Regions from separate parts of the Homo sapiens genome. Here region 1 is linked to region 2. The links are chromatin loops, found by intact Hi-C in ENCODE. Cell type or tissue: Panc1. All regions are shown on one strand.

Region 1 (5,000 bases), 150 kb before region 2:
CCTGATTGTTTTGTGGGAAAATGTCCATTTTTTCCTCTTATGGTAAGTGACTAAAACTATTTCTAAAAATTATTAAATGTGGGTAGGTTCTGGAAGAAAATGCAAAGTTTTTAGGTAAAGCACAAAAGGGCAGAAAAAATGTCATGCTTCCTCTGACTCTGCAGTTAGAGGAACAGAGGTGGGGAGTTTGAGAAGCCCTGGGCCAGAGGAGCGGAGGAGAGACCCGTTCCTCAAGGGGAGTGGGTGGGAGTGGAAAGAATTAACTCCAAACCCAGAGCATGGAGGGCCTGGCATTTTCCTTACGTGTTCTTTGTCTGGGGCTCCAAGGCCCTCAGATGAAGGAGTTGGCTCCTGAACAAAGATGGGTCTTGGTACTAAAGTTGGAGAGTCTCAAAATGCAAGAAAGAGTGTACAAAAATCAGTTGGCTCTGAATGAGAGGGAGGGTCTTTTTTGTGGACAGCCTGGGAGCTTTGGTTTGGAGAAGAAGGGAGAGAGATTTGAAGATTTGAAGGCGATGTTATGACAGCCTGGTTTGGGAATTACACAGAAGTGGAGGGAAGGAAGAAGGCTGGAATGAAGAAGTAAAGTGAGGAATGAGAAAAAAGGGAAAGATTGGAGTTGTGTGTGTACTGTCCTCTAAGTCCTGAGAAAAGATTGGGAGTTCAGAAGGCGAGGAAAGAGTAAGTGTACTTGTGTGCCATAGCCTCTAGCCCTGAGACCTTCTTGGAGAGTGTTCCTTAGATGGCAGGAGATATTCTAGTGGAGTGAGCAGACATTCACTGTAGCGCTTTCCTTTTGATGCTCTCAAAGCACTTTTATATTCATCACATCAGCTTTTGCTTCTGTTTCAGCGATTCCTACCAGCTCCTTTGGTAACCGTATTAATTCTTTCAGGTCTCCTGGGCTGCAGCACATTCAGCTGTAGCACACAATTGATGCAGTGTCTTATTAAACATTCATTTTAAATGATTTGCAGGCTAGCAGAATTCCTGTGTGTAGCTGAGCATTTTCCCAGTCACTTCTCAGTTTTGGGGGGCTCCTGTCTGGGAAGAAGAGAGTAGGGACTAGCCATGCTCTGCCACCACTGACAATTTCAGAACTGGAGAGCATCTTAGGGTTTCTTGGAGCATGCTGTAACTTTCAGATGAAGTGACTGAGCCATAGGGGAGTTAAGGGAATTTGCCAAGACCACATAGTGGCTGATGTAGCTAGGTAGCTGAATTTCTGATCCCAAGGTGTGATCTTCCATTCCACTAAATCAAGCCCATACTTTAATGATGTCATCCATCTTCAGGAGGGACAAGGGATCAGTTTCATTTTGTGGGAGGGGCTGAGCATGGAGAGCTATGATGAATCACAGCCTAGAGGGCTTTTGTATGGGAGGGGCCAATCTTCTAAAGAAGGCATTGAGGGAGAAGAACAGCCAGTTTCCAGCCACGCCTTGGAGTATGATTTTGGGATTTAAATATTACCACGGATCCCTTCTTCCTTCTTGAGTTTTTCTAAAGGAGTGATAGACTGGAAACAGTAACCATACTGAAAGTGAAATTTCTGGATCCATGAGGGTTTGGCACAACCCAATGGAGAAATCTGGGAAAAGCTGAATTGGAAAAGGTGGTGTGAGACTGGGAGGTTCCGGGTAGGCTTTGGCTCTTACTTCTAAGTCTCAGTCGATAGGTGTGTGGCTCAGGCTGTCATGTGACTCATTCATCCGAACGTAGGCAGAGAGAAGCCGGAAGAGTGTAGGGTCATGGAAGGGAACCCCCTTGATAGGCAGTGACCCTGCCTGCTAGTGAATCTTGACCCAGTGAATGGCAGGTTGTGACCAACTAGACCAGCAACTGTTCTTCCCTTGAAGGGGGCATTAGAAAGAAAGTTTTGAGAAGTCCAGGGAGTATGGGTGGAAACATTCTTCTCTCCTTTGGGATGAAACTGCGTTTTGGGGATGTGGACCAAAATGTGACCTCACTTAAGAGTAAGAAGAGAAAAGGAATCAGGAAAGGGCAAGAGGAAGATGAGAAAAGACATTTCCAGAGAAATAAAGAATAGAGACTTAAGAGGGGTTGGAGAGAAGAAGAATGAAAGGGTCCATTGGTTCAAAAATGGAGGAGGGGATTCGATACTCCTGATTGTTGTTGGGACTTTCAGAGTTGGTCTTGGAGACATTGGCCACTCTCTGTGATTCTGGTGGAACTGTAGGGAGATGAGGCAAGGTGGCAGGGAAGCAAAGAGCTCAGTGGAGGTAACATCGGGGTATATGTCTGGTCCCCATGTGGAACGGTGATATTGAGAGGAGTTGGGTGATACCAAGAGAAGTTGGTTTAAAAGGTCGTATTTTGAGAAACTGGGGATGTATTTAGAAAGGAGATTGTCTGAGAGGTGAACAGCCCTTCCTTCCATTAGTAACATATATAGATGGCTTGTGCTTCTGCCACATGTTTCATTTAGAGCTGAACATTGAGTTTATTTGTCTCCAAAGAAACAGTCACGGTGCATTGTTTAAAACTCTGCCTTGCCTCGCTTGCAAATGGTATTATGACTACAGCCTCAACCTTCCTAGATTGACAAGGCCTCTGCCTCCTGTTAAAATGATGTTGATTTGGTAAAGTCATCCAGAACACACGTGTGTTATATTTACTTCTACATTGGCAACATGATAGTGCCCCTGCTGGTAAGAATAGTAGTCAATTTGGTTATCAGTTAAAATGAACACACACACACACATTTTTTTAACTTTTTTTATTTTTATTTTTATTTTTACTTTAAGTTCTAGGGTATATGTGCACAACGTGCAGGTTTGTTACATATGTATACATGTGCCATGTTGGTGTGCTGCACCCATTAACTCGTCATTTACATTAGGTATATCTCCTAGTGCTATCCATCCCCCCTCCCCCCACCCCATGACAGGCCCCAGTGTGTGATGTTCCCCTTCCTGTGTCCAAGTGTTCTCATTGTTCAATTCCCACCTATGAGTGAGAACATGCGGTGTTTGGTTTTTTGTCCTTGCGTTAGTTTGCTGAGAATGATGGTTTCCAGCTTCATCCGTGTGCCTACAAAGGACATGAACTCATCCTTTTTTATGGCTGCATAGTATTCCATGGTGTGTATGTGCCACATTTTCCTTCTGTCTGTCTACTTGACCATTGAAGAAAATAACAAAGCCTTATAACAATTGAAATGTCATGCAAATGTGGTGGATTTTTGTGGTGTTAATTTAATTTACAATGGAGGTGCTAATGTTTTGCTCGCATCATTGGGTAGTCTTGCAATATAACTAAATTAGAGGTGAAAATAAGGCTGAGCGAGGTGGTTCACACCTGTAATCCTAGCACTTTGGGAGGCCAAGGCGGGTGGATCACCTGAGGTCAGGAGTTCAAGACCAGCCTGGCCAACATGCTTAAACCCCATCTCTACAAAAATACAAAAATCAGCTGGATGTGGTGGCAGGCCCCTGTAATCCCAGCTACTCAGGAGGCTGAGGCAGGGAGAATTGCATGAACCTGGGAGGTGGAGGTTGCAGCAAGCCAACATCATGCCACTGCGCTCTAGCCTGGGTGACAGAGTGAGACTTTGTCTCAAAAAAAAAAAAAAAAAAAGAAGGAAAATTAAAATCAATAAATAAGAGGTGAAAATAATGCTCGATGTAGATGAAGTTCTAATCTTATCTTGGCTTGGCCATTTTGACCCTGTCTAAGTGAAATACACTCCAGCTGCAGTAATAGTCCCTGGTAAGCCCAGAATATGGGCTAGATCTTTACACTTCTGCTCAGTGTCCTTAACCCTCTCACCCCCCATCACTTCTCCCCATATTCCTAATTGCTCCATGCAGGAAAAGACGAGGCTCAGATTTTAGCTATATCCATCCATGCCAGTTATCACTTGGGTTTCGTTTTCTATGTTATTCCTATGCAAGCCTCATGTCTTCTGCCAGAGTGTAAGTCGTTTGAGGGCAGATTTTTAAAAAAACTGTTTATCTGTATATGTGTATTTGACATGACAAATGCTTCTCTCCTCCGCAGACATATAAAAATAATGCCTTTTCATTGTAGAGCACTTAGGAAATACATTGAAATTTAAAGAAGATAAAAATCTCTCTCCAAATCCTATCACCATGGGTAAACATTACTGACACTTTGGTGTATTTCCTTTTATCTATTTAGTTGCATGCTCAGGATTTTATAGTATATATGGTTTTTCTTATTGTGCTTTGCCCTCTGTGGACTTTCTTAGAGGATTCAAGATTTTCTTTAATTCTGGAGAAAATCTCAGCCGCTATCTGTTGGATTCTTTCTTTCCATCATTCTTTCTATTCTCTCCTTCTGAATATACATGCATATGTATAGTCATGCGTTGCTTCATGGTGGGACACGTTCTGAGAAATGGATCGTTAGGTGATTTAATCGTGTGAACATCACAGAGTGCACTTACACAAACCTAGGTGGTATAGTCTGTTACACACCTAGGCTATGAGCTATAGGCTCTTGCTCCTAGGCTACAAGCCTCTACAGCATACTCTACTGTATGAATGCTATACTAAATATTGTAAGCAACTGTAATACATTGGTGAGTATTTGTGTATCTAAACATATCTAAGCACAGAAAAGGTACAGCAAAAACTTAGAATATAATCTTATGGGACCAGCATTGTGTACTTGTGGTCCATTGTTGACCTAAACCTCCTTATGCAGCACATGACTGTACTATATATATATGTGTAATTTCTCAATCAATTCTCCATGTATCTTGTTTTTTTTTTTTTCCAGTTCTCTGTTTGTGCTGTGTTTGGGAAGGTTTCTTCAATTCTATACTCCAGTTAACTACATCATTTCATTTGTGTCTGGTCTATTATTTTATTTTAGAAAGAAACAGCATGGATGGTCTATTATTTTGACTATCTGTTGAGTTATAGATTTCAACAAGGATATACTTTATTTCCAAGATAATAATTGGTTCCTCTTTACACCTCCCTGTTTTTTTGTGTTATAAATAATGAAAA
Region 2 (5,000 bases):
TCTGAGCCAGTTTTTTTTTTTTTTTTTTTTTTTTTTTTTGCTTTTTTTTGACGTGGGGTCTCACTCTTATCGTCCAGCCTGGGGTGCAGTGACACGATCTTGGCTCACTGCAACCTCCGCCTCCTGGGTTCAAGCACTTCTCCTGCCTCAGCCTCCCGAGTAGCAGGGACTATAGGCATGTGCTAACATTCCGGCTAATTTTTTGGATTTTTAGTAGAGATAGGGTTTCACCATATTGGCCAAGATGGTCTCGCACTTCTGGTCTCAAGTGATCAGCCTTCCTCAGCCTCCCGAAGTGCTAGGATTACAGGCATGAGCCACCATGCCCGGCCCTGAGCCAGTTTTGCCCCAAGTTGCTAAGCTTCCCTGATCACTGACCAGTCTGAAGGCAGATAAACACAAAGCCTTTGTCTATGGGACACTTATGATTTGGTTGCAGAGAAGGTGGACCTTCACACTGCCAATCTCAGTTCTCACGGCCGCCTGGCATCAGGAAGGCATTAATCTCTGCCAAGGCTCTGTCCTCTTCACCTTTCAGCAGGTGTTCCTTGCTGGTTGTTTGGCCCGGTTGATAGGAAAAAAAGAAGAGAGAGTGGGCCCGTGTGCCTCTGTCTCCTCTTTGCTCAATGACCCAAGAAGGCAGGAGAAGGAAGGCACTTCTCAGCTGCCTTTCCTATGGTTGGCTGCTGGGCTGGGATGGAGCTGGGGAACTTACCTCTTGTGACGAACGATGAAGAAGCAGGGATTTCATGCAGCATCAGCATACGCACAAGGCTGTGTTGGGAAGAACAAGGACAGGGCTCCAGAGAGGACTGACTGCAGCTGCCCCTTTAATGCTGGTCGCACATGCTTGCTTCTCTCTGGCTCCCCTCCCGGACTGCATGGATAGCTTTGTTCACACCTGAATGCCTGGTGCCTGGGTTCCAGAAAGGCATAGCTTTCATTTCTGAGCATTTTATATGTGCCTTGAGATTAACCATCACCATGAACAGATTTGGAAACAGGTTTGGAGGGATTACGAGACTTGCCCAAACACATTTAGCTTGATGGGGAGAAGATCATGGCCCTGTTCTAACCCCTCACTCTCAGTTTTGTTTCATCACATCATCCTGTTTATTTTCATCGTAGCTTGTATCACAATTGCCAATTTTCTTGCTTGTTGTTGTGTTTAGTGTCTGTCTACCCCTCCAGGCTCTGGGTTTCTGATAGCGGCACCTGTGTTTCCTGGGTTTACCTTGGTATCCTGAGTTGGTAACACAGGCCCATCATACAGCCAAAGCTCTACAGTGTTTGTTAACAAAATGAATGAATGAATGATTTGAACCCAGACCTATTTGGCCAAAGCCTCACTCTGTAACCTCTGCTCACTGCAGAGTTCCATGTGGTACAATCTTGCTTGGCAAATGTTGATGGAATTATAACAGTTCACGGTTGGTAGGTGGGGGTGTCAGATACATGCATCTGGGAAAGTCACAGAAATTCACCCCAATATAGGTATAATCACGTGCCCAGGAATGCAGGGCAAACTTTGCCCACAGGTGCAAACCAGCTGGGGCACCTGTGGTATCCTAGGAGCCTGGTGTGCTTAAAAGCATGGTGTAGTCATGGGTTCGAGAAACTCTCCACTGGGTAAGGACACTGGATATATGGACACAAGAAACTCTCCATTGGTTAAGGACAATGATAAGGAAACTCTCCATTGGGTGAGGACACTGAACTCTTTCACATGAGCAGAGACTTATGTTAGGAGTTGCAGCTGGGAGTCAGGCAGAAGCTATGATGAAAGCTCTCTGGGCCTCAGTTTCCCCATTTGTTGTTTGGTGTGTGTTCCACCACTGTTGTTTAATGGCTCAGAGTGGAGACCGGCATTAAACTGTGTTCGTTCAACCCTGAATCCACCACTTTCTAGGGGTGTGCCTACTGGAAAGTTTTCATTTTCCTTGGTGCCTCAGTTCCTCGTCTGTGAAATGGGGATAATGATAGTATTTACCTTTGAAGGTGGGTTGCAAGGGCTGAAAGTTAATTTATATAAAGCACTTGGAACACATGGTAAATGTCTGGCTGTTTTGATGAGAAGATTCAATGAGATACTGACTTTTCATAATGCAAAAGGCGCTAAAAGAAACTCAGCAGAGGTGGCATTTAGATCAAGGTATCTCTGTGGAAGGTATCAAATTAGATGAAAGGCTTAGAGGTGGGTAGACCCACATTTAAAAAAAATCACTTAATTTGTACAGTGTGCGCCAATTGTTGTTTATAAAATATCATCCATTTTATGTCATTGAAGTCTCCCATGTCTCTCTGGCATAGCCATCGTTACCCAAGGCTCAACAAGCTTGAAGTAGCTTGTTTGAAGGTCACAGCTCTTTAGTTATTTGTTCATGGATTTCTTGAAAGCCTACTATATGCTAGGCTCAGCATAAAATGGGGTCCAAAACCAGGTGCTGTTTCTGCTCATGTGAATCTGACAGTCTAGAGAAGGAGGGACATATTTCAAAAAAGTATCATGCAAGTAAATACGATGCGCTGTAATAAGTACTGTGTGACCCACCCAGGAAGGTCAGAGAAGGTTCCCTGAGGACATGGGCTGAAACTGAGATGTGAAGACTAGGGTGGGTGACAGAGGGAAGGGAAAAGCATTGCAGGAAGTGGAAAGAGACTGGGCATAGGCCCTGTGGCCGGAGGGATCATAGCAAATGTCTGGTCTGAAAAAAATTGCCTGAGAAGACCCTGGTGCTTGGAGGGTAAGAGTGAAGGAGGTCAGAGCAGAACCGTGCTGAGACCCTCAGGCCACATTTGGGTGTTGCATCTTTGCTATAAGAGCAGAAAGAAACCACTAAAGATTTTAAAGCCAGGGTGGATGGTGGTGAACATGAGATTTACCTTCCAGAAGCATCCTCTGGTGGCCACGTGGAGAACTGGCTGCAGGGGAGAGGAGTGCAGGCAGTAAGTTACAGTTGCTAAGAAACATTCACCATTCCATGGGTAATTATTGTGCACCACTGTCTACGGGCTCTCTGCTGGGTGCCAGGAACGCAGCACTGACCACGACAAAGCCCCTGCCTTAGAGAGATGACGTTTCTGTATAAGGACAGAGACGGCAAATGGACAAGCAAGTGAATGAATGTGGCAGGAAGCAGTGTGGCTGGGAAGAAATACTTAAAAGCAGGGCGAGAGACTAGAGCATATTGGCTGCCATTTAGGCAGGAAAAACCTCTTGTGCTGACATTTGAAGTGAAGGGACACCCATGTGAGTATCTGGGGGAAGGGCTTTCCAGGGGGCAGCACAGCAATGGCAAAGACCCTGAGGTGGGAACAGGCTCAGGGTATTGGAAGACCATCATAGAAGTCATTGTGGCTGCAGAGAAGGATTAAAAGAGGCAGATTGTAAAGGCCACATTGAGGATTTACGTATTTTATTTAGAGGGTGAGAAGAGGCCATTGGAAGCCAGATCTGGGAAGTGACGTGAACTAAGTGCGATTCCAGCGTAGGCTTCTTCTCTTCTCAAATTCTGGCCCCCACACCACTTTCCCGAGTTCAGATTTCTCCCTGGCCTCATGATAGTAGTATTTTTAACAAGTCAGCAGCCAGTATGGCAGAGCCTACCCCCTAGATGGTGCATGAGACATACCAAAGAAGCTTCACTTTTCACTTTTTTAGGGCAACAAATAATACATCTATTTATTGCTTTTTCCACTAGAATGTGGGCACTTTGACAGCAATTTTGCTCACTGCTGTATCTCTGAAGCCTTAAATAGTATCTGAGATTGTAGCTGTCGATAACTATTTGCTGAGTTAATAGATGATCACCCTGCACTTAAGTTTCTATGTAATGACTCCTGGCCAGAGAGCAGAGATTCAGCAAAGAAGAAGGTAAAAAGAAGGGAAAGATGAGAGAGACCCCTTTATAACTCATCAATGTAAAAAACACAAAATAAAAAGTCTTGAGCTTAAGAGAGAATGCAGTAGAAAACATCAACAAGAAAACCTTTCTGTCTGAAAACGCCTGATCCTTGTGTGAGACCTTTCCAGGATATGTGGGTTTTCAGGTAGCATCTTCACCCCCAGGGCAACAGTAAGTGCAGGCAGGAGACCAAAACCAATACCCTTGCCCTCATCCCCATAGCAGGGGTGAAGTCTGAGCACGTGACTGGACACAGCAGCCACACGCCTTTGGTGTCTTCCAAGGAGGCAGTGTCTCACCTGTGCACATGCTATTCATACAAACACAACATGATCTGGAGCAGAGAAGGGCATAGGAAACTCAGCAGGGGTATATTATATTTTCTGCCAGAACTGACAGTAATATTGAATGATGAGAGAAATGCAGTAATATTGAAGGACGAGAGAAATGAGAGTTGTATAACATTTAATGATTTTTTTTTAAAAAATCACCCAAGAACGTGAAGATGATTTGAAACGCCTCTGAAAATGATCCCTTCCTGTCCATAGGCAGCCCAGCTTGCACATAGCCCGTGCTTGCTTTACACAATCAGTGATAAACTTTGAAGATGCTGCAGCCTCCATTGAGTTTCTTTTTGTATATATATACTTTTATTTATTTATTTATTTTTTTGGAGACAGAGTCTCACTCTGTGGCCCAGGCTAGAGTGCAGTAGTGCAATCTCAGCTCACTGCAACCTCTGCCTCCCGGGTTCAAGCAATTCTCCTGTCTCAGCCTCCTGAGTAGCTGGGATTACAGGCATGCAGCACCACACCTGGCTAATTTTTGTATTTTTAGTAGAGACGGGGTTTTACCATGTTGGCCAGGCTGGTCTCGAACTCCAGACCTCAGGTGATCTACACCCCCTTCGGCCTCCCAAAGTGCTGGGATTACAGGCGTGAGCATTGTGCCAGGTCTGAGTTTCTACTTTAATTGGCTGCCTTACGCAAACCATGAAGAAGCCCCTGCATGAATAAGGCAGGAAACTTTTTAGTCCCAGACTAGGTGAGACATATGCCGTATCCCCAAAATAAATGTTGGGGCATTAACTTTTAA

What was found. A loop is a pair of places that touch in the nucleus more often than their neighbours do. Peaks named below come from ENCODE experiments on the same cell type or tissue, not always from the same donor. Only the 100,000 strongest peaks of a DNase experiment are listed, where the experiment ranks them.
Region 1: a loop joins it to region 2, with 4 times the contacts of the local background. A loop is called at or near these places in 23 of 110 quality-filtered maps.

What each region holds. Positions count from the first base shown.
Region 1 is chr16:10,174,604-10,179,603 of GRCh38, reverse strand. All of the region lies in intron 2 of GRIN2A (glutamate ionotropic receptor NMDA type subunit 2A), which reads left to right. Among named protein-coding and RNA genes, the nearest start is that of GRIN2A, 5.3 kb to the left of the region's middle. In Panc1, a CTCF peak has its summit at 2,590; no DNase peak of the experiment used is centred here; H3K27ac peaks cover 1,967 bases.
Region 2 is chr16:10,029,575-10,034,574 of GRCh38, reverse strand. The region is part of intron 2 of GRIN2A (glutamate ionotropic receptor NMDA type subunit 2A); the gene reads left to right. It overlaps LOC105371076 (a long non-coding RNA gene), which reads right to left and starts at 2,939. Exons shown (of 3, transcript XR_933061.2): 1 at 2,884-2,939; 2 at 716-916. In Panc1, CTCF peaks have their summits at 2,712 and 2,920 (motif pointing left); no DNase peak of the experiment used is centred here.